Linked DNA regions of Mus musculus: all the other regions are linked to region 6. A link is a loop called in an ENCODE intact Hi-C map of the cell type or tissue named here. Cell type or tissue: left cerebral cortex. All regions are shown on one strand.

Region 1 (5,000 bases), 530 kb after region 6:
TGGATGGATGGATAGATAGATAGATAGATAGATAGATAGATAGATAGACAGGTAGATGACAGATAGATGGATAGTGGGTAAATGGTGAATGGTGGATAGGTGGATAAATGATGAGTGAGTGACACATGTGTAAATGAGTAGTTGGTTAGATAGTGGGTAAATGGTGAATGAGTGGGTGGTGTGTAGATAATGGGTGGATAGATGGATTGATGGACAGATGGATGAGTGGACAGACAGACAGACAGACAGACAGACAAATGGATGGTAGGTAGATGGTGAATGAGTGGGTGGTGAGTAGATGATGGGTAGATGGATAGATGGATGGATGGATGGATGGATGGATGGACAGACAGATGGACAGACAGGCAGACAGACAGATGGATGGATGGATTGTGGATAGATTACAGATGGATGAGTAGACAGTGAATGAAGAGATGAATGGTAGATGATGGATGAATAGGCAGATGAATAGACACATGGATGGACAGATAGATGAATAAATGGGTGAGGTGGATGGGTGGATGGATGGGTGGATGGATGGATGGATGGATGGACAGACAAATGGTGGGTAGATGGTGGTACTCAGAGCTGGTTCACAGACCCAGAGATTCCACCACATCCTCACCCACACCCACTCACCAACAGATCTTGACAGGAGGACAAACTCCTCCCATAGGCTAAAGGCCGCCCGCATCTTGGGAGCTGACCTATCCTTTCTGATTGTTCCTCACAGTCACATCCCTGTGCAGTGAGCCTTGTGGCCTCAGCCTACTGTGTCACCAACCCAGAAGATGAAAAGTGGACCCTGCACCCAGAGTGTGGGGTTCCGAGGGGTCCCGGTGGGGACTGCTCGGGCACACTCTGCAGAGAATGAGTACTGAGTCCCAAATCCCATCCTCAAAGGAAGCCGTGGGTGACCTCACCAGAGCAGGACAATAAGCTACCTCCACTGCCCCCAAGCTGCCTCCTGTCAAGCTCTGTCAGCACTCCACCTCCTCACATGCAACCCTTGCCACACCTACAAACTGCTACCACTGTCCCACGTGACAGAGAAGGAAACTGAGGCTCACGGAGGTAAAAGACTTGCCCAGGGCCTTTGGTCATAGACAGAACCAGGATGAATTCGGGTCACTTGTCTTGAGGAAGCACAGACATCTCCAGCGCACCCCCGCCCCAAGCTCTCTTCCCTGTTTCCCACCACCCAGCCCCCGTATACATCACTTTGTGGTCCCTTTAAACCTGAAATGGGCTCGTTTTCCAATTTGCCTCACCCTGAGCAGTAATGTCCATGAAATAAAGCCTTGATGTGCTAATTGCTTATGGGGTTTTTCTCTGATGCCCATTAAAATAAATACATGGCTGGTAAAATAGAAAAATAGGAAATGTTTGCCCATGCCTGACCCAGACTCCTTCTCCTATCCCTGGTGAGCAACCCACCTCCTGGGAGGAGGAAAGAGAAAATAAAAAACTGGGAGGGGTAAGGGACAGAGAAAACTGGGAGGAGGGAATGTGCCTGGGAGGAGGGAGAGCAGAGGAGATGAGGGAGGGGGGAGTACGTGGCAGGTAGGTAGGTTTGCCCTCTCCGGCCCAGCACAGCCCAGGTCAGCCAGGTTCCTCTTTTGCTTGGGAAGGCTCCATCTTTGCTGCTACTCCTGGCTTGGGTCAACTGAGCACAAGCCACATGAATTAAGGCCTCTTGGGGAAATGAGTAAGAATGGCCACAGTGGCCCCTGATAATGGGATGCAGGTACCTCAACACTTCAGCTCCTGGCAGTCAGAGCCCCTATTTGCATCACCCACAGGACAGAGATGGGGTAGAGTGTAGGGGGGGGGGAGACCTACTGTCCCCAGAATCCTGCCTAGAATTAACACAGGAAACCACGTGGAGTAGTCTAATACTGGAAAATGAGAAAATCCTGCAGGGTGGCCACCTCCCTCCTACAGCAGTGCCAGCATACAGGATAAGGAAGGAATGAAGCTATGAACAGTGAGGGGCCTGACTGGACATGGCCAAGCTGGAGCAGGCCCAGGGGCAGAGCCAGCAGGGATGGGACAACCAAACCAGGAAGCTGACAGGCATGGGTTCAAATACGGGAACCGCTACCGTGTTCCATCTCTCCCCACCCCCACCCACCTAGAGCCCCACTGACCCTCCTGTGAGACAGAGACGTCCCACTCAGAGGATCTCAGGAACAAATGAGATTAGCGTTTCCTAGAGCAACGCTCGGCGAGCAGAACAGCTATTCGTCAGTTTATGCCCGCTAATTATATTTATGGAAATGCATCATGAGCAGGCTGTTCTGTGACACTGAACATTATATTTATTTCTGTTGTATATCTGTCTGTGTTTCTATTACATTTATACTGTATATCATTGCACGTGGCTATATAAATCTAGTATATATTTTACTATATACTGTGTATTGTAAACTACTATAAATGGCCATTTATAAGCCACTTCCTGTTACTACTACGGAAGGGCCAGGAAACAAGGCGGGCAGGCGCCTCTGTCTCTCAGTCACACCAGGGACAGTGCTGTCTCACACCAGGACTTGGGGCTGAGATTTGTGATCCTTGAGACACTGCCTCTTGGACACCACCTCACCTCAGCATTTAGGGATAAATGTTAAATTTGCAGTGACGTGGGACAGACCCAGGGACATGGAGACACATCTGGCCTGGACCTGAGACACCTCTTAGAGCTTGGGAGAGATGGGAAGGAGAGGGCTGGATGCCTCTGAGGAGACCTGCGGCCACGGAGAGACTTCAGAAATAGCACTATCCCCTCAGGAACCTTAGGGAGTAAAGAGGTTAGGTGCGACAGGTGCCTTCAGTGTCAGGACAGAACTCAGCTGAAAGAGCTCTCGCTGAAGGGTCCTCCCTGGTCGGACAGCCCCATTCCTGAGCTGATGGCGCCACCTGGTGGCCAGATTCTCCATAGCAGCTCCAGACCCTGCAATCATAGGATCACATTTGTCTAGCTTCTTGCTGTGCAGTTTGGAGTCTGTTGTTTGACCTCTCTGAGCTGGGGGGAGGAGCTGGTGGGGAGAGACAACAGTGCTCACTGCACCCTGCAGGCTGTTTTACTTCTGTTACAGCGTCGTAGGTCTAGTTCCATCCCCAAACCCAAAGTTGATATGTTGGCAAGGATGACCTTGAACTTCAAATCCCCCTGCCTCCACCTCCCAAGTACTAGACTCCCACTCACTTGACATCACACTCGGAATGTATTCAGTGCTAGAGATGGACCCAGGGCTTCCTGTGCAGCTAGGCAAGCCTTTCACCAGCTACACTCTCTCCAGATCCAGGCCCCCGTCCTCTTTTGTGTTAATCTCACAGGCCTCTGGGACAGCCGTGGGACTGGGGTTCTGCGTGCCTCCTGTTTCATTTCAAAAGCTGTGGACCCAGGAGGGAACCATGTAATTAACAAGAGGTGACACACGAAGGAATCCTGCTCAAGGCCTGCCACCCTCCTCCCTGCCAAATCCTGTAACCAATTGCATTATGCAAACAAGACTCGGAAACCTGGTTAGCCTCGTGCTCCGGGGCCGGGAGATCCCACTGTTGCCCAAGGAAAGAAAGACGTTTTTTTTTTTTCTTTTTGCAAAATCCTGATTAGTTTAGTCCTGTGTGTCTATGTGAAATTCAGTTTAAAAAAAATTGTGGGAATAGATAGACCCTGGCTGCCTGGAAGTCGCTTGGGTTCCATGGTTCTGAGATTTGTTTATAGCCTTGGGTTAATCAAATCTGGATTGGAGAGAGGCAGGGAGAGACAAGGGGGGGCTGTTACCAAGACCTGAAGCAAACTTGGGGAGAAGAGAGATAAGTTAGTGCCAGGATTTAGAGCAGGAAAACCCACGAAGCTGATGCTTTACCCATTGGAACACAAGGTGAAAGGGCAGGTTCTAAAAAAACCACACAGGAAATGAACCACACAGGGTCCCCATCCCCACACATCAGGGACATCTGTGGCTTCTGCCCTCCAAGTGCCCTGCCTTGGCATGTGGTGACAGCCTCTCCTCCTCGTGGAACCATTGCCTAGCTCTTCCATCCTAAGACAACTTTTGTCTCTGACCCACACACACACTCACTTCTCCCTACTATACAAATGAACAGAGTCCCAGACCTGGCTGGCCAGCCAGAGCATGGAGTTCCTGATTACAGTGATAGCTCAAGGATAGGCAGAGTGCCCAGTCGGAGTCAACGAAGCCAACCCCTGTGAACTTGGATCTTGAAGGAGTTTCAAACCTACAGAGCCTTTGGCATCTTGGGGAGAGCCCTCCCCACGCAGGAAGTGTCCAATCAGAATGGAGACCAGAGCCAAAGGCAAAGAAAGATGGGGCCCAATAACATCGCTGAACATAGGGCCTTCAGGCATAGACCCCCTCAGATACTTTCTTAGCTAAAATTCTTGTCATCAGCAATCCAGAGCACTGATCATCTGTCCCAACCTCCAGGGCCTGAGATGGACTCCTGAGAAACTGGCCAGCTGCCTCCCCCATCTGCTTCCCAAAGTCTTCTGCTGCAAAAATTCTTCCTCCTGGAGCAGCCTACTGCAAGCACACACACACACATGCACACACACACACACACACACGCACACGCACACGCACACGCACACTCATAAGCACTCCATTTGTTGGGTCTGGGGGCAGTTATGGTCTCACACCAAGCGAAGCTCTTGCCTCATGCCTCTCCTGACCTTTGCTCTCTGGCCCCTCCTGGCACTGGACCTTGTCAGTTTCCCTGACTGTGTGCCCTCTACCCTGCTGTCTGCTTACTGGGGTCCTCACTCCCTGTGAACAACCTGGTCCTCCGGCATGGGGGAGGGGCACGGGGGAACAGCTGCTCTTCAAAGAACAGCCTAGTCCAGCTGTGAACCTGCTCCTAAGAATTAGGGTGACCCTTAAGTCTGCTGAGCCCATCCTGTGTGCTGAGGGGTGATGTGCCTTGTTCCTGCATCAGTGCTGGGTAAACTAGAACTCCCCACTTCTGAACTC
Region 2 (5,000 bases), 350 kb before region 6:
GCTGTCCTCTGACCAAGGAGCAAGAGAACGTGGAACCGATCAGATTTGAGTTCAAATCCTGACACCTTTATGGACTGACTGAGTGACCTTGCGCAAATACATCATGCTCTCTGATTCTCAGTGTCCATACCTCAAAACTTGAGATTAATAAAAAGAGCAAACAACAACAACAAAAACCAAACAAAAACCAAAACCCCAAAACTTCAGTTCTCCCCCCCTCCAACGCACAGCCGGCTCCGGGTTGCCAGATCTCTCTCTGTTTCAGCATGTCTTTCTGTCTTGCCCATCACTTTTCCTTCCTCTACCTCTGTCTCATGGTGACTCTCAGTTTAATGCTCGGGTCCTCGAGAGCTGTGTCTTTGCTTCCTTGAGCAGCAGTTTGAGGACCCAAGGAGACCAGGGATGCTCAGTTCTTCCTTTTCTAGCCTCAGGGTAGCTTCTCAGTGTGAGCCAACTGAGGGAAGAGACAAGAAATAGGGAGGCCTTACAGACGCCAAGACCTGTACTTAAATGAGTTCCTTCAACATCTCTGCCCATTAGTTGTTGGGGGGAATGAAAGTAATAAACCAAAACTCAAGACTCTCCAGCGGCTGATCATTTTCTTAGTGTTTATTGACTCAAAATGTCTTCCGTATTCGGCTTTCTGTGTGGTCTGCAGGCCCTGGCAACTTTTCCAGTTGCACCTGCCGTTCCTCTTCACCCTTCCATTCGGGCTCCCTCTTAGACCAAGGCTCGCGCTTCGGGCTGGCTGCAGCGTTCCTTCCCATTGGTCTGGCTGGCTGCAGCGTTCCTTCCCATTGGTCTGGCTGGCTGCAGCATTCCTTCCCATTGGTGTGCTTGAGGCTGGCTCCTCACACGTCAGGTCTAAGATCACGTGGCATGGGGTCACATCCTTGGCAAAGGCGTCTGTCTTGGACTGTCTTTTCTGAAGCGTGACCCGACCCCCCCCCCCCATCTTTTAGTGTTCCTTGTTGCAAGAGCTTCATTTCCTTGAGGGCGCATGCCTCAGACTGAAGTTCCATATGTATTTATTTATCTGCGGCATGAAGTCTTCGTGAGAGCAAGGGCCCTCTCTGTAAGTACTCATCTATCAGTTACCCGCTCATTCATTACTCATCGAGTATGCGGGATACCAGGCCCCGGGGGAAAAAGCTTCCCTAGGGGGACACACATTCTAAACATGGGGGATATATACCAAGTCCATCACATAGCAGGCAGTCTGTTTAGAAGTGCAGCGATCCACTTTCCCTACTGTAGGTTCCAACCCCCCCCCCCACCCTCTCCTGCATCTTCCTCCTGAATGTAAGCTTCATGAGGGTGGGGATTTTAAAAAATATTTAAATTATATTTAAAATATAATTTTATATTTTATAAATATACACGGCCAGAAGTGCTGGTCTGATGCGCAGTTACAGGTGGTTGGACAAGGGTGCTGGGGATCCATCCTGAGCCCTTTGCAAGAGCCGCGTGCACGCACCTAACCACTGAGCCGTCTCTCTAGCTCCCGGAGATCAAGCCTTTGTTTTTTAATCTCCTCGGTAGTCTACAGTCATCACTGAACCAACAAGCCCATATCTATTCAGTATTTGAGAAGCAAATGGGTTTCCAGATGTGAGTCGGTTTTTGTTCGTTTGTTTACACATTTCGAACCAGACAACCTTGATTCAGATCTTGGTGTCGCCTCATACTGACACATAATCTTGAAAAAGTCACGCTCTATGATCTCAACTTTCTCAACTGTGTAATGGCATTAGAATGGTGTGTGTCCCCTAGGGCAATAGTGAAGATGAACAGAGTCCCAGAGAGAGGCACACATGGCACCTGGTCTTAAGTAGCCACTGACAACTATGCTGGTGGTTGTGCAAAAACTTGGACGGGGCAGAGTTCCAAATCTACTTACTCCGAGTAGCCGGAGGCTACTGTAGAGGCACGAGCGTCAGTAAGAGAGAAGTGAATTTCATATTACTGAAAGTAAACGGCAACATTCCAAAGGCCCAACAACGTTTCAGGTAGATGAAGAGTGCTCTGTCATTGGAGGGAGCTGGGAGTTTATGTTCAGAGTAGTCAAGGTAGGAAAAACTTAAGCAACTGAGGGAACAGAGGAGCCAAGGGTTCCTGGGTTACAGTCTCAGCCGTGGGCAACGGATGCGTTGAGAGTGCCGACCTGAACACCGGCACCGGCCGATGGATCTTGTCGACGGGGTGCGAGAGTGGGGGATGGGCACGCCAAGGCCGGCGGGCCCAGGGAACCGGGCCGCAGCGCGCGACACCACCAGCAGGGGACGCCTCGAGACCGCGGAACTCGCGCCCGGGGGCCTGACGTCAGCGCCCCGCTCGTTCGGGCTCCCGCTCTGGACTCGGCGCCAGTCCCGCTCCGCGCGGCACTGCTCCACTACGGCTCCCGCTCGCCTTGGGCTCCCGGTCGGGCTCCGGAGGCGTCGCCTCCCCAGCTGCGGGTCTCCAGGACCTAGGCGGCGGCCATGGCCCGGGCTCAGGCTCTGGTCCTGGCGCTCACCTTCCAGTTCTGCGCGCCTGAGACCGAGACTCCCGCAGGTAAGCGCGCGCGGTCCCTCCAAGCTTATCCCGCGAGTGCCCGGGGGGCCGGGGATGGCTTGTCGCTGGTGTCGGAGTGCTCCAAGCTTCTGTGGCCGCTGTGTCTGTAGTTTGTGTGCAAACTGAGGTTGAGTGTGTACCGCGGATGCGAGTGTGCTGGTGTGAGTGTCGCCTGCGTGGAGCACCGGGTGTGCGCTGGCTCATGTTTGTCCACGCTGCCAAGTGGGTTGTGTATCTGAGTTTCAGTGGCTTGGCTAGAGTTGCGTCTGATCCTGTGTTGCATTTGTTGGCTTTTTTTTTTGTATTCCCTAGGCGGGAGTACTGTTTGTTGCTGGTGCGTTTGAAAACCCGCGTGTTTGTTTATGCCTGTGCTGTGAGGACTCGGTGGATTGTGCCCAAGTGTGGGCCCGAGTGTGTGTGGTGTGTGTGTGTGTGTGTGTGTGTGCAGTCGTGGGAACCGGGTCGGAACCTGTGTGAGCTCTGTGCCCACGAGTGACCCTGTGGGAGTATTTGGGGTGTACGATGCTGTGTGGGTCCGTGTGAATGTCAGGGATGCGGGGAATACGTATGGGGGAGCGTGTCTGGAGTGGATGTGAGTGTGTCGGTGAGCGATGGTTTCGTGGCTAGGGACGCTGCGAGCTTGGGGTGCTCCTAGGCCGTGGTCGAGTGTGGCCGGGACCCGAGGGTGTGTGTGCATGTGTGTGTGCATATGTGAGTGTATGTGTGATCGCGCGCGCGCGTGTGCGTGGCGCACCCGGCCGGAACAAGTTGTCGCGGCGGCGTCCCCCGGAGGCTGGGGCGGCCCTGCGGCTGGCGAGGGAAGGAACGGGGAGAGACGTGGCTGTAGCCGCCGACTCCGACATTTCGGGCGGTTTGTTGTTTCGCAAGTTCCGAGCGGCGCTGGCTGGCGGCTGATCCGAGGAGGCGCCAGGGCCGCGGGGCGCCCGGGATGGGGAGGGCCGTGGGGCGCACCCGGTTGCGGGCGGGGCTGCGGCGTCGGGGCCCCCGCAGGGCCTGGCTGGAGGCCTCGGGACAGCGTCCCCATCGTAGCTCGTCAGAGGCGTTGGGGACGCCGCGGTCCCCGGGGACGCTGCCTGCGTCTGCTTTGCAACTTTGTGCGGCCTCCCGGCCAGTCGGGCACGCGCGTGCGGACGTGTGTGTGTTGTGTGTGTGTGCGTGTGTGCGTGTGTGCGTGTGTGTGTGTGTGTGAATGTGTGCATGGGCCTCCCCCTCGGCCTGCGGTGAGATCCCGTGCTTGAGTGTGCTTTGGAGCCTGGTGTCCTATGGAGGGTGTGTGCGTGTGCGTGCGTGCGTGTGTGTGTGTGTGTGTGTGTGCATTCCCATGTCTGAGTGTGTGTCCAGTGACTGTCTGTGCGACCGCGAGCGCATCGCATCGTGTGCTCTGTGAATGGAGTGTCAGTGTGCTTCTGTGTGTGCGCGCGCGTGGTCCACCGTCCTTTCCTGAGGCCTGGACCTCAGGCCTCGGCCCCTCTGGCGGGCGTGTGCCGGTCCTCTTCCAGGGTTTCCTCCTCCCCTGGCTCCCGCCACCGGCGTGAGGTAGCTGGGAGTCGCCCCGGGTGGAAGCAGAGCCGAGACACGCGCTGCCGCCTTGGGCCCAGGGAGAGACTCCAGGTCGCCTGCCTGCCCCAGACAACTGGCCTCCGGGGATCTCGTTCACCGCCCCGCCCCCGCTGGGGCGTCTCGGGAGCTGTCCTGGTCTTGCCCTGCAGCTTTGGGGTTGTACTGCTCAGCTTCAGTTTTGACCTCCTGGTATCAGAGAGGGTGATCCAGGCAACCTGCCTCTTAGACCTTTCTCAGGGCCGCGGGGCGCCCGGGATCTTTAAGATAGAACCCTTTTCATTCCCTCACTCGATCACCTTGATTTGAGAATACACACGATCATCAATTGCCCTGGTAGTAGACTGTCAGGATCAAGGTTTGAGAGTGAGAACTGCTGCAGGTTGTTCTCATTCTTGAGCCTCAGTTTCTCCGTGTGCTTCATGGTCTTAATAATGACCGCGTGTGATACTTGGTAGAATGTTAAGTCCCCTACTGAGAAGCTGAGGAGAAGATGGGTTGGGGGTGTGTGTGTGGCAAAACCCTAGGGGCTAATTTGAAGTGTGTGTGGGGGGGGGGGAGGGGGCAACACGGGCTCAAATTCTGTCTCGGCTACTTGTTGTGTGTGACCTTGGGTAAGTCACATTACTTCTCAAGTTCCTGTCACCTTTGAAACTTTTAGTATTAGAGAAGCTCTAGGCAGATGGGAGGTGGCAGCCCTCTGTCCTCAGTCTAGGGAGTGGATCCAGTCCCCTGCCTACTTCCTTAGTCACCCAGTGGGGGTCTGTGTGGGGTGACTCCCAGACGTGCACACCTGGCAGCAATTATCCCACTGTGCTCTGGATCGGTCTGTCCTTTTGGTCGCTGGAGTTATTGGGCAGCAGGAATGA
Region 3 (5,000 bases), 87 kb after region 6:
ACTTGACTCAAGCTGAAGTCATTTGAGAGGAGGGACCCTTGACTGAGAACACATCCTTATACGCTAAGGCTACAGGCAGGGAAGCCTGTTGGGCATTTTCTTATTGAAGGGGAGGGTCCTACTATGTGCCAGCTACCATGTTGGACACTCTTCTAATTTCAACTCTGTTTTTTTTTTGTTGTTGTTGTTCTTTTTGGTTTTTTGTTTTGTTTTGTTTTTTGTTTTTTGTTTGTTTTTTTGTTTTTTGTTTTTTTTGTTTTTTTTTTTTTTTTTTTTTGTTTTGAGACAGGATTTCTCTGTATAGCCCTGGCTGTTCTGGAACTCACTTTGTAGACCAGGCTGGCCTTGAACTCAGAAATCTGCCTGCCTCTGCCTCCCAAGTGCTGTGATTAAAGGCGTGAGCCACCACCACCCAGCCTAATTTCAATTCTGATACTGTGTTAAAACATCCTGACAAGAGGAAGCAGCCTAGAGAACATCATGGTCCACTGTAGTAGGGAAGTCGAGGCAGGAAGCTCAGCTGGTCACATCGCATCCACAGTCAAGAGCAGAGAAAGAATGCATGCTTATACTCACTTGCTTGCTTGTGCTAAGCTCCACCTCTCCATTCAGATACAGTTCAGAACACCCTGCCTAGGGAATGGTGCCACCCACAGTGGGCCAGGACCTTTCACGTCAACGAACAAGATAATTCTCCCCCAGCCATGTGCCCACAGGCCCACTGTAAATAGTGCCTCACCGAGACGCTTCCTGGGTGATTCTAAGTCGTATCAAGTTGACAGTCAAAGCCAACCTTCACAGATGCCAAAGCCACAGTGAAGATGTAGAGCAGCATGTGACAAGCAGACACCCAATCCAGGTCTAGTGAATTTCCCCGATAGGTTGTGCCTCTGGTGACCTGGAGTCCTGTCACAGGGGATGTGCCAGGCTTAGCTGGGGAGTACCTGATGCCCTTAGACCCAGGTCGTGTGAGTCCTCAGTTCTGAGCTCTGTCCTCAGCTTCCTTGGATGTCTGCAGTGTTGGCTTCCAGCCATCCTCCACTCCCAAGCCCCAGGAAGAAGTGTCTCATGAGAGGAGAGGAGGACTCGCCAGGTTCTGTTCTGAGTTGGAGCAGATCTGCTTTCCTGGGTTCGAAGCTCCTGCTCTGTGAATCCCTTCCCTTCGTGTTCAGACAGAAAGCACCGTCATGTATCCATTTGTGGGTCTGAGTAATGCTTGATTGGCTACCTCTGTCCATTTTCAATGCATCCATCCCGCTGCCTTTTCAATCCCCCTTTTCACTTGCTGTTTATTTTAATTGTTTATCTGCATGCTCATTCAATAAAACTTATTCTTTGTTTCATAGCTTAATTAATCTCCAATCCCATTCTCATTGATTGATTCATTCACTCACTCCCTTATTCACTCATTCATTCACTTACTCATTCATTCACTTACTCGCTCATTCATTCACTCACTCATTCATTCACCCCCTCACTCACTCATTCATTCACTCCCTCCCTCCCTCGCTCACTCATTCATTCACTCACTCATTCATTCTCTCATTCATTCGTTCAACCATTCATTCTCCCTTCCATTATCAGTCTCTGTGCTCAGTTTTTCACTGGGTTATTCATTCATGAGTGATTTTTCTGGCACACTCGCTCTCTTGCCACCTTATATATGCTTTCATTCCTCCCACCTTGGTTCATTCACTAATTCTCCGAATCACAAGTGGGTTGGCTACAGCAGCTCTGTCAATATGTGCTCTTAGGGTGGAGTGTCTGCACTGATCTGCCACGGGCCTCCCAGCATGCTTTGGGCGCTGCACCAACTCCCTACATTTTTTTTTTAAAGCCTCAGTGGAAGCAAAGCCTGCAGTGACAAGACACCAGACACCCATGCCATCCTGGTACAGACCCCCAGAGTAAGCGAGAGAATGCTGCCCATGATGACTAGCACTAGCTGTCAATGTGACAGAGTCCGAAATCACCCAAAGACAGTCCTCTGGGCTTGCTGTGAGAGATTTTCTAGATTGGATTAATTGAGGTGGGTAGATTCACCCTCAACATGGGCAGCACTGTTTCATGGGCTGGGGTCCTGGGTTAAACAAAAGGAGAAACTGAGGCGGTTGCCAGCATCCGTGGCTCCCTGCCTACCAACAGCCGATTGGATGTGCCCTCCCACCTCACCACAGCCCTTGCTATGCCTTCCTCATCTCCATGGCCTGTAACCTCCAAAGGAGAGCCAGAGTAAACCCATTGAGTGACCGCGGTGCCTTCTGCACCTTTTCTCTGCTAGCTCACACACGCCCCCTCGTGGCAGAACCCGAAACAGGTTCAAAGTCTGAGGGGAGGAAAGCTAGGAGTGGGGAGGAGGGATGGGAAGGCAGTGAAGGTTGTGTTAGGAGTTAGCCGTGGGGAACCAGCTGTGACAGCTTCAGCTTCGAGGTGACTAGCAGAACTTCATGAGGTGGGCGTTACACACCACCTGCCCCTTGCCCCAGGTTGGGAGTTACTCCCAGGAGAAAGGTACGGATTCCCAGGCATGCCACACAGAGCAGTAGAGTTACATAGCAGCTGGTGGCTGGGCGTTGGTCTTGGACTAATGTAGTCAAAGTAGAACTTCCAGCATCAGCAAGCTCATCATGAACAACTCCTGCCTCCTCTCTGCTCCTCCCTCGTCGTTCATCTGGCTGCACTTGAACTCCAACATACTACTCTGAAAGATCCACAGCTACCAACCGGCTTGATGGCTTTGCTTTATGCATTGGAGAAATTGAGGTCCAGACAAGGGCTATCACAAGTTCAAGGCCAACTGGGTCTCTACTAAGGAGTCTAACAGAAGTCCGCCCCTCTCTCTCTGTTCAATGGTGGGGTGGGGGTGGGGTGTCCACTCTTGCCTACAAAGTCATTGCTAGAACAAAGTCAACAGACAGCATGCTGCTGCTGCTGCTGCTGCTGCTGTTGAAAGCTCAAACTCATTTGCCCTGGGGTGTCTTCTCATTTTCAACACTGTCCCCCGACCCCCGACTCTGCCCGGGCACACATACTTAAAAGGCACATTTGCAGATCCAAAGTGGCTGTCAGATTCCCTCCCAAAGAGACACATGTGATCTTTTACCGGAGTGATCATAGCACACTATTGATGTGATTGGACCTAATCCCATCAAGAAAGCCCTGCAGGGGAGCAGGTTGGACTGGGAGAACTCCAGTTGCTACACATCACTGTGGACCCTCAATACATTTCAAGCGAGAAAGAAAAGAGCCTTCTTTTCTTCTTTCCTCTATTTTTTTTTTTTGGTTTGGTTGTTTTATTACTATTTTCTTTATTTTAATGTTTTAGACAGAGTCTCATGTGGCCCAGGGTGGCTTTAAACTCACTATGGAGCCAGGAATGGCCTTGAACTCTTGATCTTCCTGCCTCTGCATCTTCTGCATGCTGACATTACAGGATATTCCTCTATTCGCAGCCAGAAGCCATGCTCTCTAAAGGCCGCCTTCCCTTCAGAATAGCCTTTGAGTGTGAACTCATGTTAAAGCAGGGAAGGTTAATGCTTGGATAGTATTTAACACGCTCTTTCTCAGAGACCCTGCTTTCTGGTACAGCACATACCAGCAAATTTTCTTTGCAACTGGAGTTTGCCCTTTTTTGTACCTGGAGAATCCTGTGTCTGCTGCTAAGTCAAGAGACGCTCCTCTGTAACACAGAGATTCCATTTCAAACATCTCAGCACCGCTCATGAGCTATAAATAATCCACCTTTTCTCGAGGACCTACTGTGCACAAAAGTGCTGTAATGAATATGTCTTAAAAGGCACTCGTGACCTGGAATCTAGGCCTTGAGAATAAAGTGGAGGCTCCTATGTCATCTCCCATTGTTCGTTCTTTGCTCTGGACTGTCAGCAGAACTCCCTGACTCAGCACCGTCTGCCTCTGAGTCCCAGCTTGCTCCATCTCTGCTTGTGGACAGATGATCCTGAGAAAGCAGGATGGTGTGGAGAGGGGTCAGAGCCTCTCTTTCTTCTCTGATTGGAGGATGGGAGCTCCTTGGCTATGGATTGTCATAGCTGGCTGCCTCCTCCCTAGAGGAAAGAGTCACACCCTGCCTAGTATGGCCACAGGTGGCAGTGACTCTAAGTGGCTTTATCGCTTATTTTTCTGTTGCCAGGATAAAACGCCATGACCAAAAGACAATTTAAGGAGGAAAGAGTTTATTTGGGCTTACGGTTCCAGGGGGAAGAGAGTCCATGGTGTTGAGAGGGCAGGCAACAAGCTCCAGCCATGGCGGTGGGAGCAGGAAATTGAAAGATCACATCTTCAAATGCAAGCAGGAAGCAGAGAGAGCAGACAGGAAGTGAAAAACAAAAGCCCGCCTCCTGTGACACACTTCCTCTGGCAAGGCTGCACCTTCTAAATCTCCACAAACAGCATCACCAACTCTGGGGCCGAGCATTCAAAGCCAGAGCCTATGGAGGACATCCTCACTCAAACCCCAACAGGGCCCCTGATATGGGGCGGATATGGGAGGAGCCACTGGCGGAGACAGTCTAGAAAAATCAGCCTGCCGGTCCTCCAGGGTGCCTGGGCCAGGAGTCACTGACCGCTGCTCACCCCAGGGCGTGTTTGGGATTCTGGGCGTCTCTGTTCTCTGGACAGCACCAGATTCTGTGAGACATCATAAGCCACTGTGGCCGAGCCTAGACTTGACAAGCAACACTTACGAGGGTCCAGGTGTGAGTTGGGGAAAAAGCACTGAAGCCCATGGAGTTGACACATGGCAGAGAAGGCCTGGAGTCCTTGCCCTGCTGGCTCTGCCGCCACAGGAACACATCCTGCTCTGTGGGATTCTGTCACCAAGCTCTCATCCTCATAATCAGAGCAGCCGTGGCTAACTGCTAGAGACCCTCAAGCTCGGGACTGTGGATGTTAGACAAAGCCATCAGGGTAGCTGCCCTCCCATGGTGACGCTGGTGTCTTTATGGGGGGAAGTGGGGAGATTTGAACTCACAGGAGGAGGG
Region 4 (5,000 bases), 57 kb after region 6:
AACCTCCTCCTTCTAGGGAGCCTGGATTATGACATCCAAGGGTCTGGCTCATCCCCGTGTAGGGCATGCCTCTTTCACAACTGGTTTTGAGGAGGACAGCCTGGACCTCTGAGGACCCTCTCAGACCCAGGCCCCTGCCACTAACCTCAGCCTCCCTTCCATTCGTGTCTTTAAGACTTCCTCATCTAGACCTCCTTCTGCTCCAGATTTGATTGACAGATGCTCCAGAGAGTGGGAAAACCAGGGTCCCCCAGGGCAGCCAGTGTCTGGTAGAAAATGCCATATCACTAGGCAACCAATAGATATTTCTTGAATTTGTGCAGATAGACAGAGCTAAGCTGATTAATATATTTTCCTTTCCCACGTGAGGCCTAGGTCTACAATGCCAGTGTTCTCGCCCCCCTCCCGATGAACTGGCTTTCAGGTCAGTACAGGGCTTTATCTCACAATGACAGTTCATTAATAGATTTACGAGGGGGCGAAGACGGCTTGGTCTGTCTAAAAGGCTTGTTTTGCATTTCTCTTCTTTTAATTACACAGTTATCTCCCAGACCAAGGCTCTTTGAAAAACCGAGAGAAATAGACCCCCTCCCTCCATCTGCTCCAGTTCCGAGAATGCAATTAGTGAGGGCGGGCGATGTGCTGGGGCTTCCTGCTCTGCTAGACCAGGATCCTCTCCAGGACTGCTGGTGGCTGGGAAGCTCAGTCACAATGGGTGGTCGGCATGGGAGAGACTGCTTTGAGCATGGGACTCAGTAGCTGAGGACGGCACTGTACCTCAAGAGCTACCGTTTCTTGGGTGCCTTCCATGTGCTAGCAGGTATGTCCTACCTGTGTTCTGAGGGCCACCCTTATTCCCGGATGCCTGTGAATGTGACCCAAAACATTTGTAGCCAACACTGTCATGCTATAACCTTCATTGTTACTGGTTTTAGATCCATTTTACAGACAGAGGAACTGAGGCAGTCAGCTGTGTGCAGGGCCATGGACTAGAGGTAGAATATGGGTATGGTTGTGGAAAGTCGGGGTTGACCTAAGGCACCCGGGCTAGAATGTAACACCAGATCTCAGAAGCTTCTGTCATTTCCACTCTCTCTTTCTACTTGGTAGCTTTTCTGGGCCTCAGCTACCTTGACGGTGAAATGGGCCCATCTCCAACACAGGATGGGTGTGTCTTAGGCTGGGATGTGTGTTGAAAAGGATGTTCGTGGAAGGGAAGATGCGGAGCTGTGTGAAGCGATGGACCACACTTGGCCTCTGGGTTGCAAACCAGGGTTGGCTCAGATCCGGCCATAGAGCTGGATGTTTGTGCGTGTGGAGCGAGTCACAACTTCAGATGACTTCACCCAGCACCTTCCCAGAGACCTCTGCCGTGGAACAGATCTTAGGAAATCAGAGTAGAGTCCCTGCCTCCTGATGGCTCATATGTGACACCACAGTGAGAGTCCCTGGTGTCTCCCAGAATGGGCAGTGCTGGGGGAGTGGGGGTGGCAGTTGACCAATGCTGACTGAAGAAGCCGAATCCCTAGTGACTTGGAGCAGAGCCTATGTTTTCTGTAGAGACTAGATACTAAATATATTAGGGCTGATTTGGGGCTTGAGGGACTCAAAAATGGGTCTAGAAAATGAATCAGGTGTGGTCAGAGGCGGGAAAAAAGCCCCACATCTCTGCCTTTAAAAAAAAATGACATAATCTAAAATGTAGTCCAGAAAAACTGAAGCCTGAACAGCATACAGTATTGATGCATCATGGAAGACTTGTCATGAACTTCTTTCAATCACTAAGAGAAAGGGGAAAGAGTTTCTAGCTCACGACCCATTCCAGAAGCAGCCACAGGCTACCAGTGAACAGCTAGCCATTGTTTGCAGACCATGGTTTGTTGTTGCTTGGTGGCTCTCAATCCCACCCCAGCCTTCCCTCGATGAGCCATGAAGCAATGCCCAACTCTGTCAGTAGAGGGCACTGAAGGGACACTGCGGAAGAAACAGTTTTGCATTTCTCGCTACTGTATCTCTCTCATTTGAGGAATCTGACCACAGTGGTGCACAGAGACTGCACAGCTCTTGGTAACCTCGTGGTCCATTCAGGGACAGGTGACCATGTGCCTGCACTGTGATGAGTCTGATACTTCCAGCTACAGTTGATGGAACATACCTCCCTCTTGCCTGCCTCTGGGGAGATGTCTTCTACCTGGGGTACTTGCCAAGCAGTTCCAGCCGGACCAGATAGCCTCTTTGCCACTGTAGGCTGAGCCTAGCTTTGGAGCAGGCCACTGTCAAGCTATCTTCCTCGCTAGCATGTCATATCCTCTAGTCACATCGCCAAGTAGGGTGTCTTTTCATTAAACTCTGTGACTCAGATTCTAAAAAAAAAAAAAAAAAAAAAAAAAAGACCCAGGCAGTCTGGGAACAATGGGGTCTTCATAACCAATGATCAGGATGGGCTCTGTCTGCCACATGGTCGTGGTTTCTGAGAACTCAGTTTGTTTGGCTGTGAAATGGGAGCATTGCCTCCTCTCCTATGGGCACCTGAGACCCTAAAGTGAGTTGGGGCTAGTCCAGTAGGGAGTATGGGTTGAGGAGCCAGGCCTGATGTCTGTATGCTGGACATTCAACTGCATTGTCCTGTTTCTAAAGGGTTACATGTATCAGTATGTAAATATCTATCAAGTTGTAGGGCCTGGGAGGAGTGTGGTTCAAACCATTACCTTACCCCCTACTTCCTTCTTCCCTTGGGAGGTCTCAAACCTCAGGCCCTTCAGCCTCTGGTTTCTTTCTTCAAATCTCTGGGGACCCCACAGGCTCTGGCAGCTGAGATGCTCTCTTGGCGGTGTCCAGGTACTCCCTCTGTCACCTCATCTGTGTGGTTACTATAGCAGCCTTCACAGCCTGGGCAGGGCTGAAGAACATAGGCAGGAACATAATGAGGCCACATAGTCTGATCTGTCTTCTGTTGTGACAGGTACAGTCCCCACAAAAAGGCTGCAGGTCATGAGCTCAGGTCCTTGGCATAGGGATGCTAGCTTCCACCAGGCTGCCTGAGACCCAAGCTTGGGGCCTTTGGGACTTCCTTTCAATTAACATCATTGGAGATCCTAGGCTAGCTAGGGATGCCCAGTGGTCCACACAGCCTGCCACATGGAGTCCTAGAGGCATGACCCTGCAGGACAGAGGTGGAGAGAGAGAGCCACTGTCCCTTGGGTCCTACAAGTGGAACTGGAACACTGCTGGTGGTCCCTGAGTCCAAGACTTGCATCTCTGCTCCCCTCCTATGAGATTAGAGAGCCCCCTGCAGCTCCCAGGACCCCAGTCTGGGCCCAGATGAGCCTAGGCCAGACAGGGTATTCCCAAAAAGCTGCTGAAATCGACAGAAGAGATGGCTTATCCTTTCTCCATGGCCAGATCTATAAGCTCTGTACTCTGGCCTTTTTCACAGCAGCAACTGACTCCAGGACCCCATCACAGGAGTTGCTGAGGCAGAACTGCGGTTTGGGGGGGGGGGCATGGAGATATCCTAGAGGATCCCATGGGGAACCTGTTCCCAATATCCCAGCCACCTCCCCTGCCTGCCCCTGGGAAACCAACTTCCTTTACACAGAGCAGACCCTGACTTGCGGAGCAACCCTCCTCCGAGCCTTGGAGATGCAGAGGGTCAGACTGTGGTCATGGGAAGCCCCATGGAGAAGCAGGCTCTTTCTTGGGAAGAACAGACAGACAAGGAAGGAGGGGGTTGCTGCTCTCCACTCCTGCTGCTTCTTGTCTGAGCAAAATGCACCGGGAAATTTCCACCCGCATCCAGACTGTGCCCGCCTTCCTTACCGTAATTAATATCCCAGGGAAAAGATACGCTCAGCTGGGCGCCCATCTGCCAAGGCCTCGGCCTTGTGGGCTCTGTCCCTGGGGATTCAGGCTCCATTTCACCACTCTGAGGAGTGGGCGCAGGCATCCCTGGGGATGGGTTAACCTCACTTAGCTCAGCAGACAGCAGTGCTGAGGAGCCCCACGGGCAGAAGTAGTGACGACGTGCAGGGAAGGGAAGCCTGGGGTGGTGCAGCCCTGTCATCGGAGGGTGTGCATGGGGGAAGGGAGGCGTTATGAGGGGACGAAATAGATGCCTGTGCCGAGGTCTTCCTGAGGGAAGATCCAGCCAGGCTCTCAGGGCAACCAGGGTCGGGTGGAGATGGAGAACGAGAGGGGTTTCTGAGATGGCTGAGTCACCCCTTCAAGGGAGAAACTTGGTGGCTATTCCTTTTGGGAATACCCTGCCTGGCCTGAGCTCATCTGGGCCCAGACTGGGGTCCTGAGAGCTGCAGGGGGCTCTCTAATCTCATAGGAGGGGAGCATAGATACAAGTCTGGGACTCAGGGTCCAGCAACAGTGTGCCCGTTCCACTTGTAGGACCCAAGGGGCAGTGTCTCTCTCTCCACCTCTGTCCTGCAGGGTCCTGCCTCTAGGTGAAGTCAGGGGAGGAAGGAAACATGATGGAATCCAGAAACACAGCCTAACATGGCCCAAGACCATCATCCTAGCCTACTCCTCAGATGCTGAGACAGAAGGGGGTCTGGGACCTCCCTTTTCCAAGCTGTCTGTGCCTCCCATACTGGGCACGCCAGAATCCCAGCTTAGTTCTTAGAGTCAGACATTCCTTGATGGAATTTCGAATCTCAGCCCCTGAGCATCTTGCTTGTGCTTCCTCGAGTGACGGCCACAGGTACCTTGAGAATCTGACAGGGACGGGGGTGGGGGATAAAGAAGACACATGCCTGGAGCTTCTGTCGCTACACAGCCCCCTCCTCACTGTCCTGTGAATAGTAATCAGGGATCTTTCAAACACAGGAGGTCAGCACCATCCTGGGCTACCTGTCTTGTTGGATGGCTTTGGCAACTGAGGCCGAGCCTATACTGACCTCTTTTGACTGCCCACACTTGTACTCTGGTCCCTCATCGATGAGGAGCTAGCTGACAAGGTAAAGAGAGAACTCCAAGCCAGGATAAGCCTG
Region 5 (5,000 bases), 230 kb after region 6:
TGGGGTCTGAGAGGAGAGACCCGGCTCCTGTCAAACAACCACCTTCCCCTTTTTTTTGGGGGGAGAGGAAATGCGCCCCAGGGTTGTAGTCAGCGGGACGTCAGCAGGTGACAAAGGGCTCTTCTGACTCATGGGAGAGGACAGAGAAACCCAGAGGCAAGCATGGCTGTAAAAGGCCTACTGTTCTCTGGTGTCAATTGTATGCCCTCTTGCTGTCTCTCCTCCCTGTGTCAGACACACACATCATTCATCCTGAATCAGGCCATGATGTTAATTAAAGGTGGTTCTATTATGAAGAGATGCATTAGGCATCCTGTAATCAGCCCACAATAACGCAGGAGGAAGCCTGGGGTTCCTGTGAGTACAATAACCGTGCAGGCTTCCCAGGGGCTCCTCACAGCCTGCACTTAGAGAATGAGATATTATTCCATATGTGTGGACTTGCAAACCATTACAAATGAGTGAAAATTTTAAATTAATACACCGGGCCACAGTGAAGGTTAAACTCGGCCCTGGGTCAAGGAATCTATGAGAACTGAGACAGACTCTTACCATGAGGAAAATTCTAGAATGGAAAGGAAGCAGTAGTTATAGTAGCCATGCCCTGGGGTCATCTTTCAACTAGCTCACCTGGGGTTTGCACCTTCAGGGGAGAACACAAACTCACTTAGCTGTGTTGACCCAACTTCCACCCTGGTCATCTGGAGAGGTCACCGTCATGGAAGCCTATGCTGCCCCCCCCCAATCCTTAAACTGTCTTAGCATGGCATCCTGTGCCCTGGGGTGTGAACAGGACTCTCCCTCCTTCTGCCCACGCTGGAGGGTGCACTGAGTTCTGGAACTGTGTTCCCGCCAGGTCTGCAGGTTCGACTCTTTGCTGTTCTTCTACAGCCTCCGTGGTGTTTCTTCTGACTGGCTCACTCAGCTTTAAACACCAGGGGGAGCATGGTGTGGTGGCTCAGGCCTGTGTTCAGAGGCAGAGGCAAGTGGATCACCTCACGACCTAGAACAGCCTGGTTATGGAGTGTGAGTTCCAGGCCAGCCTGGGCTATAATGCCAGCCAGATTGGAAAAACAAACAAACAAACAAACAAACAAACAGTGGGCGTCACCTCCTCCAGGAAGCCTTTCTACATTATTCATCCCATTTTGTTTCTATTTTATTTTATTATTTTTGTTTTGTTTGTTTTTTTGTTTTCCTATAATCAGTCCACCTGGCCAATCTCAGAGAAGTTCACTGACTGAGTTCAAGACATTTACTGCGTGCTTCTTTGGAGCCAGCTGTCGGTTGACAGCAGCTCAGTGGATCTTGGCTGGACACATGTGTCCTGAGTTTCCCGTGGCTTCCGGCTGACCCTGGCTGCAAGGAGTGACCTAAGCTACAGCGGCTGACCTTGGCAGAGGTGACAGCATTCCTTGGCTCTATTCCTAGTGTCTCTTGTCCTCCAAAAGTCTGGACTAGGCATGTCCTCGCAGTGGTGGTTGTGACACAGGAGCCAGCCAGCCTGCCAGCCACACGGTGGCTTCACATCTGCTCTCTGTTCAAGCCTTGCAGGGAGCCCTGTGGCCTCAGTCAAGGCTGAAACCAGCCATCTTCCCACTGAGAAGCTGGACAGCAGAGTCCAGATGTGGAGGAAGGTGAGGACAGTCCTTGTGGCACTCAGCTAGATGAGTCCAAAACGTGGTGACATTTTAAGGGGCTTTATTGCCTTATTGTGGGCATTCAGGAAACCCTGTATGTACTTAACATACCAGACAGTTGAGTTTGACAAATGTCTGAAATCAGCATAGCTACATGGATAATAAATGTACCTAAACCACCTCCATTCAGTCTCTCTCCTCCCCCCCCCCCCTTCCTTCTCAACCTCTGGGCAGTTTGCTTTCCAGGGGGTAAAGAGGTGTGCACCGTGGCTTTATTTTGCATGTTAAAAAAATGGCTACAGATGTTGAATGTCTCTTGTCACCATCTTTCTTCCTTGCAGAAGTGTGTACTCAGAGAAAAGCCTTTACAGCCAACTTTTTAAAAAATTATTGTTGTCTTTAGAGGGCTCTTTGTATATTTTGGAGATTTAACATATGTAATTTATTAAATATGTACTTATTTTCTCCTAGGCTGTGGCTTGTCCTAGGTGAGGTTTTAAAACGCGCGGATTGACCCCTACCCTACCCCGTATCAGTAGTTATCAAGGGTGTCTCTGAGTGGCCAGTGCAGGCAGGAAGAGAGGCTGCTCCATTCTCCATAAGAACAAAGAAATGGCCAAAAATAACAAGACAGGCAACTTGAGAAGCCGCATTGAATCCATCTCCCTGTCGCGTGTGACCCTGATTTTATAGGGTTTTCTAGGAATCAAAGTCACAGTAGGGGTGTGAGTGGCGGGTGGGAAAGGAAATGGGTCCAGAAACTCCCCGCAAGCCCCACTGCCTCGTAGACCGGTCTTTGCTGGTCCAATGTCGCCCTCTAATGGCTACAGTCCCCAGCCAGCCTCGGCGCTCAATCCCTCTGGGCTCCACCAGGCACCGGAGGAGAAAGAAATGGCAGAGTCCACTTCAGTTCCAAACTTTCGAAGAATGATAGTATTTCCTTCACTGAGAAAATCTCTCGGTGGAAATGAATTGAAGCAAGAAAGCTCCAGGAGAGTCTGCTGCTGCATGCCTCGCACTGCACTCGTCCAAATGCAGCGGCTCAGAACAGACTCCAGCGCAGCGCTGCGGGGTCCACCCTGCAGTGTGTCAGCAGCAGGGCTCAGCCTGGAGCGCTGGGCACTGTACAGTGTGGCTTCGCATTCACGTGCTTGGGATTTCGGGATAGCTGGCCTCCGGCGCTTGGGGCTTGTTATTAAGCAGAATGTTCACCTGCGCACCTCAAACCCACTCCTGTCTGGCCATCCGCAAGCCCTGTATTTTCATCTGTGTCTGTCACCCAAGCCCAGCCAGCCCCCTTCATCGCCTTTGGAACCACAAAGAGGAGGCCACCCTGCTTCCCGCCTTCCAGAAGCGAGGGTGTGGTGCAGGAATCACAGCGTGGGAGTAGACAGATGTCTTAGCTGCCGAGATCCCTGCCTGGCATCTTCCTCAATCGGTCCTGCTTCTTGCTGCTAGGATATGACTTGAGCATGCTCACCTCAGATCTCTCTATCATCTCTTAAACATCAGTGTGCCCCACTTCCAGAGCTGTTTTCGGGGATACCCCCATGTCCTGCAGCTGAGCATTTCATCTGTGTTCACCTCAGCACATGCCTGACCCCAGGAAGCAGCTTGATGCACTCCCGGACACCTCCAACCGACCGACCTTAGACAGCTGTGACCCCACGTGGCTCAGGAGCTCAGCCCAAAGGCCACCGGTCCAGTCCCTGAAGACCTTAAAGCAAGCACATTGATTGTTCTGTGCCTCGGTTTCCCCATTTATGAACTCTTCCTATTGGCTTCTGGGTCGTGGCGGGCAGGGGAGTGTCTTGGGTGGGTGGAGCTTTTAGTCATAGAGTTCCCCTGCTGGGACTGTTCTTTGGAAACTGGAACTCGAAAATGAGGGACAGAATAAAGTCACCGCACCTGCTCGGGTGCACATTTTATTGAACAGCTACTCTGTGCTGGGCTCTTGGCTAACACTAGGGACATAGTGCCAGTCAAGCCAGAGGCTGTTTCTGCTTCCAGGAAACTCACACAGCCTAGGGCCTAAGACAAACAATAAACAAGTAAGTAATGAATTAATGGGGGCACAGACAAGAGAAGCAGACAGCCTTCCCGTGGGGGGTACAAAAGCTAAGTCCTCTAGACAAAGCAAGGCCTCTCATGGGAAGAAGGAACATCAGGCTAAGAGACCAGCATGCTCGGGAGCCTGGAAGTGAGAGGAACCATGGCTCACAGGGAGACCTGCAGGGAGAGCCTGGGGCCAGGAGAGTGCCAAAACCTAAGGTAAAGCTACAGCGGGTGGATGTGGTTGGGTAACACAGGGCCTTCAAAGACCCATCAGGTGCCTGGGCTCCATTCAAAGAGTAGATGCTTGCTTGGCATGCGGGGACAAAATGCTGGATAACCCTGGCTGGGGGCAGCAGTGCAAAAACACTTAGGCAAAACATTGGCCTTCCCAGTAGTCACATGATCACTGCATCCATTGCCAATCTGAGGACTCAAGGGAGGCTATCATCTCCCACCCACACTGAGGCCCGCAGACACACCAGAGAGACTCGCTCTGAAATCCCAGCCAATCAGACCCCACGTGTACACTCTGCTGTGAAGATGTGAAAGGGGCTTTCTTTTCAAAAATTAAATTAAAATTTATGTATGTGGGCATTTTGCCAGCCTGAATGTCTCTATACCGTGTGTGTGTGTGTGTGTGTGTGTGTGTGTGTGTGTGTGTGTGTGTTGTGTTAACCGCAGAAGCCAACAGAGGGCGTCAGATCCCTGGAACTGGAGTTACAGACAGCATGTGGGAGCAGCCATGTGGGTGCTGGGAATTGAACCAGATACAAGAGCCACAAGTGCTCTTAACTACAGAGCCATCTCTCCAGAGTGAGAGGCTTTCTTTTAAGGACAAAGTTTATTCATTTGTTTCGTGTCATGGGGAGGTGGGTGTGTGCTCCATGGTGCACTGTGGAGGTCAGAGGACAACTTGGGCTAGTTCTCCCCATCACCACGTGTGTCCTGGGGTTCAAACTTTGGTTCTCAGGCTCTGAATCAAGCCTTCATCTGTTGCATGGTCTCAGAGGCCCAAAGCTTTCTTAAGAAAGTGACTGTATCTGAGAGTAGGAGCAGAGGGGGAAGGCCTGGGTCCTAGGACAGCATGTCCCCTGTCCTGATGGATGGTCTTCAGCCAGAAGCACCGAGGCACAAGGTTCTAGTATCACCAACCTCAGTAAGGAGCTTGACCTCCCGACACGACAGAGGGACAACATGGTGGACATGTGGCTCCTGGCTTGTGAGGCTGGTATAGAAGTAGCCAGACTGTGCTGTGGCAATTCCCTGACAAACAGCACAGAGGTTTTTGGGGTTTTTTTTGGGGGG
Region 6 (5,000 bases):
TGTCAACTAGTCACTTTCTGCTCCGCTTGGCTCTTACACAGTTACGCAAACACAGATTTAATGTCAGATTTTCACATCTATGGTTTGATAGTAGAAGGAGTTGTTCATGGTGTGAGCTGGGCTGGGAGGGGAAAGACAGCTTGTTTAGGGGCCCACAGAGAAGACGGCATTGATGGAAAAATGGAAGATGAAAAAAACATTTGTGGAAGGAAACATACCAGCAGGACAGCTCACCAGGGCCTGGGACAGTGACATAAAGTGGGCGTGGCAGTGATGCGGTGACTTGGCTCATGGCTGTCTCTTCCCTCTTTGAGATGCTCTAGTCTGTGCTTTCTCCCCAGCAGGAAAGCCCAGTTTCTTGCTTGTCCTTCCAGGATTAGGCTTGAGGCCTGCCATCTCAGAGGCTCTGCATCCCCTGGCTGTCTTTGCTGCCGGCCTCTGCCTGGCTTCAGAAGCCCAGTCCCGCAAACTCTCCAAGCTTCAGCAGTAGAAGCCTGGAGGTTGAGGACCTCCAAGGGTAGGCAGGGAGGACTTCCCAGGCAATGCCACTGGCCAGATGCTGTATAAGCCATATGCGTTCTCTTCCCCAGTCTCTGGAGAATAAATGATGTTTCTGTCTACAGAGTTAGGACTAGAGCTTCCAGAAAGGCTGGGAGCTGGGGGAGGCCAGAGGTAATAAAGGAAGGAAGTGGGAGAGAGGTCACCAGACCATGTGGGAGGACAAACTCACACCCCAGAGCTGCCGGAGTGGATGGCTGAAAGTGGAGTAGGAGACCAGGCAGCAATCAGTGGGGCACAGGAGGCAGGAAGTGTGAAAAAACGAGCCTTGGAGTGGAAGGCTGTGTCTTCAGTCATGAAGGGCCTCATGTCAGGAGAGAGTGCAGACTGGCTTGGGTGGCCTCTGACACAGAACCTGGGAGACAGAGGGACAGGCTAAGCACAGTTATTAGGGAGGTTATTACTAGACTCCTTGTCAGAGCTTTGAGACCCGTGCACCTTGCAGCTTACCCTATGATCCCTGGAGCTGGCTCTGCACACGGCTGTGTAGCCAATCCTCCCAGGAGTCCTCTCAGGTAGCCTTTAACAGAAAAGGAAACTGAGGCACAGAAAGATTCAGCCCGGGCTCAGGGATGTCAGCTAGCGAAGTATAGAGCCAAAAGTCGGTACTGAAGTTTCTCCAACTCCTAAGTTCTCAAATCTCAGGGCCCCGAGATACCTCAGATCTTGTTTTTTTAATTCCGAATCCATAATTTAATGATGCCATAAATATGAGGTCCTGCATTACTAACGGAACATGAGGCTGGGAGCCTTCGAGTCTGTAATCTGGTGCTAAGTCTCGGGCTCTAAGACGATTGCTTTCAGATTCCCTGTGTCTAATATTTTATGGGAAACACAGGGAGTTATTTAAAGCCAAGCAGCGGGAGGTAGAACACTTCCTCCTCTCCCCAGAGCAAGCCAGCAGGTCAAGGCTATATTTCCAAGAGCCTGAGCTGTCTGTCTCCACCCCCCTGGCCCTGGAGGCGGGCTGGGGAAGCCAAAACTCTTGCTATTCTGGGCCCATTAATTTGAGTTGTCCTCAAGGAAGGTGTTAGAAACCGGTGTTTGGAGCAGCAGGCTGCTGACCCAGAGGGAGAAGGTCTGTAGGGGAACTTTCCAGAGATGGGCTGCCAGGAAGCACCTACTGCAGGCCAGCAGTCGGCAAGAGGATGTGAGGGAGCCCTGGGGGGTTGCAGCAGACGGGCCCTGCAGGATGGGCCTTGCATGAGGGAGCCTGATATCCCCTTCCACCCCAACTTCAGTCCTGGAGCGCCCTTCTGTTTTCTTCATGGCACTTAACACTGTCCAAAAATAGTCTTTCCCATCACCTCTTTCTGGCTTTCCATAGCTCATTAGCTACCACTGAGATGCTGGATTCCTGGAGGCCAAGAATGAGGATGGAACCACAATGGTAGGCATTTATTTGTCCTGGAAGCAAGGGAAGCTCCAATCGACATCTCAGCCCAGGACCAAGATGTCACCCACCTGAATTCCTCTCCTGACAATGACCAAGGGCAAGGGATGGCCTCTCTGCCTTTGTCTCTATAAAGCAGAGATGGTCACAACTCTGTTCATCTCATTTCTTTCAGCCAGCAGAAAAGGGTCTCGATTATTCCCCCACACTGTCCTGCAGGGATGCCATATCCCGGAGAACCAGTTGCCATTGTCATGCCTCCTAAGATTCCCAAAGGGGCATCAAAGCCCCTCCCAGCTTGACCCTTAAAGAGCCTAAGCTCTTCCCTGGCAGCTGCAGCCTCCCTCTTGAGAATGCCTCACTCACTGTCTCCCTGCCTAGATAGTTTTCCCAGCATCCTCTCTGTTAGCCCTGCCCCGTGGAGGGGCAGTACATTTTTTTTCTCCTTAGGCCACTGCAGCACCACCTCCACCACCACCCCCCACCCCAGTCTTCCGGTACCTTCTCTAGGTTCCTGAGATCTGACACCATCCTTGACACATCCTTCAACAATGCCCAGATAGCAAACTAACATTCCATGGGTATTTCCATCTGAGCTCCTTTTCCAAAGCCTGCCTGCACAGGGTGGGTTTCCCTGTTACACGTAGGAGTGAGATGCTTGGTTTCTGGAGACTGAGCTGACAGCCCCTCATTCGTATCTGCAGGATGGAGCCTTCCCAGGACAGCAGAGGCCTCCCATTCTTGGGCAGCTTGGGTTATTGGTTGAAGGGAAAGGCAGTATATTAAATTCCTCTGGTCTTGGTCCCAAGGGGAGCAGGTGCGGCAGGTAATGAGGTTGTCAGGGGAACAGAGGCAGCTGGCATTGATGCCTCTCAGGCAGGAAGAGGCATGGCCTCAGGCTGTGGCCAATAAGGTGGAGCCTGGGCTGTTCCAGGGCTATACTTCTCAGTCTGAGAGGCAGGAAGAAAACTGGGACTAAGCCTTGTCCCCTAGGTGGGGGACACTCTGGGCAGTACCAACTCTAGCCTGTAGGTGGCGCTGCAGGCTCTTGCAAGTGCTACTGTGCCTGTAGGCAGGGCACGGAGCTGGGAGGTGCAGGGAGGGATGGAGAGGGAGAAACGGGATGGGGGCATGGTATGGAAAAGTAGGAGATAGTGGTGGAGGAACTGTCACTGAACAGTCTGGCTCCCCCAGCCTTCAGAGTGAAACAAATTCCATGGCCCATCTTACCCTTACCTTATCTGCTGAGGACTCTCTTCCTTTCTCCCATCCCCAAACCCTCCTTTGAAGACCTGATGCCATCATCCAGGGTCCAGACCCCTCCCTGCCCAAGGGTTCTGCTGTCTAATCTGTCTAATAACCTTATACCCAGCTCCTCCGGGTCACCTTGCATCCTCAGGTCTCAGCACAGACACGCCTCCTCTATCACCACCTCTAAGACCCAAAGTCCAGGGTCAGGCCACCCAGGCTCCTGTGTCTCAGCTCTGGTCACTGGCCAGATGAGGTGCTTCTGGGGACAGGGACTTGGCCCTCTAGTGTCTTGGTGTAGCCTGCCTGGCAGGTGAGCTAGCAACAGAGGGTACCAGGCAGTGCCTGAGGAATGGGTGATAAAAATGATGAAGGGTTAAGGATGAAGATAAAGAAGAGAGCATGGACCAGGAGCCGGCAAGGATTCCTGAGCACTGGGGGAGGGGGACTGGGGTGAATGGGGGACCCCGGGCTTCCATGGGCACTTCCTTTGTTGCTGCCAGGGTGTTCAGTGGTCTGTCTGAGGCCCGCTGACTCACTGCCATGAAGCTCCTGCTTGTTGGCAAATGAGGGTTTCCTGTGTCCGCTGCTCAGAGCAAGAGGACACAGAGTTGGTGCAAGGGCCCTGGTCTCCAGGAGCGTGTACTCGAGGGAGCATGGGATGGGGTGGGGGGACTTGAGGAACCCTGGGCTTGGCTCTTGCCCTTTATTTCTCTCTATGAAGCTTTGATGTCTTTAGTCTTCCAGCCTCACACACTTAAGCTACTTACAATCACCTTTCAGACCCTAAAGCAAATTATACACAGACATACACACACACACAGACACACACACACATCCACACACATGCACAGATATATACATGTACAGACATATACATGCATAAGTAAATGCATGTATACAGACATACACATGCATGCAACACACACACACACACACACACACACACACGGGGCGGGGGGTGGGGGGTGTCAAGATATGGAGAATCTACCAGCCTCCCATCAAAATAAAGCTGTATATTTGCCCAGCTTAGGGAAGAGGTTGCCTGGCTGTGCTGCTTTGAAACTGGCATCAATTCCAGTCCCATCCTTGCTTCCCATAGCAACCATAGTAACCAGAAGTTCTTCTTCCCAGAGGCAAAGTGCCAGAACTTTCTTCTCAGATCAGACACCTCCTCCTCCAGGAAGCTTTCCCGACGGCAGCTCTCTGGTTAAGAATCCCTTTAATGAGCCTGAGAAATTTCCACTCCACTGCTTGTCCCAGTATATAACCAGAGTCTGCTTGTCTGTTTGTCACCTCCCTCAAACCCTGGACCAAGTCTGGGAGTCACAACTGAACCTCCAGAGCCTCCTACGGCTGCCGCCATTATTCCGTGGAGTGGCCACACTGCCTCGCCTGTCTCTGACACACCTCGTGACTCTGGCGCCAGCCAGACTGCATCCCTGGTACCTTCTGCCTGCAGCCCTCCATCTCAATGCCCTGTTCCCCTCTGGCTTAGTGTCCACAGCAGGGACAAGGACTGCAAGAGTCACCCACAAAGCCCCTGTCCATCACTTGTGTGCTGCATGACACGCAGGGTTTTACCTCAGCTGTTTGGGTCTCAGTATTTTTTTCATCGCCGAGAGAGACAATTTGCAGGCCAGGGCAGAGCAATTTAATAAAGTCTTTAATAAACTCTCTGGCAGAGGCAGCCGGGAATCTGCGGAGACCAGGGCATAAAGACGAGCCAGGGATCTGCAGCGACTGCACCGAGCAACAGCAGCTGTCAGCACGCGGCCACCAGGTAGGAAAGGCCATCTGG

What was found. A loop is a pair of places that touch in the nucleus more often than their neighbours do. Peaks named below come from ENCODE experiments on the same cell type or tissue, not always from the same donor. Only the 100,000 strongest peaks of a DNase experiment are listed, where the experiment ranks them.
Region 1: it touches region 6 in a loop (7-fold over the local background); 13 of 42 quality-filtered maps call a loop at or near these places.
Region 2: it touches region 6 in a loop (4-fold over the local background); 11 of 42 quality-filtered maps call a loop at or near these places.
Region 3: a loop joins it to region 6, with 6 times the contacts of the local background. A loop is called at or near these places in 6 of 42 quality-filtered maps.
Region 4: a loop joins it to region 6, with 2.3 times the contacts of the local background. A loop is called at or near these places in 5 of 42 quality-filtered maps.
Region 5: a loop joins it to region 6, with 5 times the contacts of the local background. A loop is called at or near these places in 15 of 42 quality-filtered maps.

The regions. Positions count from the first base shown.
Region 1 is chr4:130,958,215-130,963,214 of GRCm38, reverse strand. No RefSeq gene overlaps it. Among named protein-coding and RNA genes, the nearest start is that of Matn1, 16 kb to the right of the region's middle. In left cerebral cortex, a CTCF peak has its summit at 2,911 (motif pointing left); a DNase peak (open chromatin) is centred at 2,919.
Region 2 is chr4:131,835,637-131,840,636 of GRCm38, reverse strand. It overlaps Ptpru (protein tyrosine phosphatase, receptor type, U), which reads left to right and starts at 2,359. Exons shown (of 31, transcript NM_001083119.2): 1 at 2,359-2,553. The coding sequence starts at 2,481. In left cerebral cortex, a CTCF peak has its summit at 2,271 (motif pointing right); DNase peaks (open chromatin) are centred at 2,295, 2,701 and 3,285; H3K4me3 peaks cover 2,353 bases; H3K27ac peaks cover 1,205 bases.
Region 3 is chr4:131,398,233-131,403,232 of GRCm38, reverse strand. No RefSeq gene overlaps it. Among named protein-coding and RNA genes, the nearest start is that of Gm35634, 8.4 kb to the left of the region's middle. In left cerebral cortex, a CTCF peak has its summit at 2,301 (motif pointing left); a DNase peak (open chromatin) is centred at 2,302.
Region 4 is chr4:131,428,390-131,433,389 of GRCm38, reverse strand. No RefSeq gene overlaps it. Among named protein-coding and RNA genes, the nearest start is that of Gm35634, 22 kb to the right of the region's middle. In left cerebral cortex, a CTCF peak has its summit at 1,954 (motif pointing right); DNase peaks (open chromatin) are centred at 1,981 and 3,792; H3K27ac peaks cover 1,033 bases.
Region 5 is chr4:131,250,832-131,255,831 of GRCm38, reverse strand. No RefSeq gene overlaps it. Among named protein-coding and RNA genes, the nearest start is that of Gm25261, 14 kb to the right of the region's middle. In left cerebral cortex, CTCF peaks have their summits at 924 and 2,481 (motif pointing left); DNase peaks (open chromatin) are centred at 931, 1,448, 2,468 and 3,006; H3K4me3 peaks cover 517 bases.
Region 6 is chr4:131,484,967-131,489,966 of GRCm38, reverse strand. Gm35779 (a long non-coding RNA gene) reads left to right here and starts at 4,512. Exons shown (of 8, transcript XR_390804.2): 1 at 4,512-4,644; 2 at 4,885-4,982. RefSeq lists an enhancer at 4,254-5,000. In left cerebral cortex, a CTCF peak has its summit at 2,961 (motif pointing right); DNase peaks (open chromatin) are centred at 2,985 and 4,351.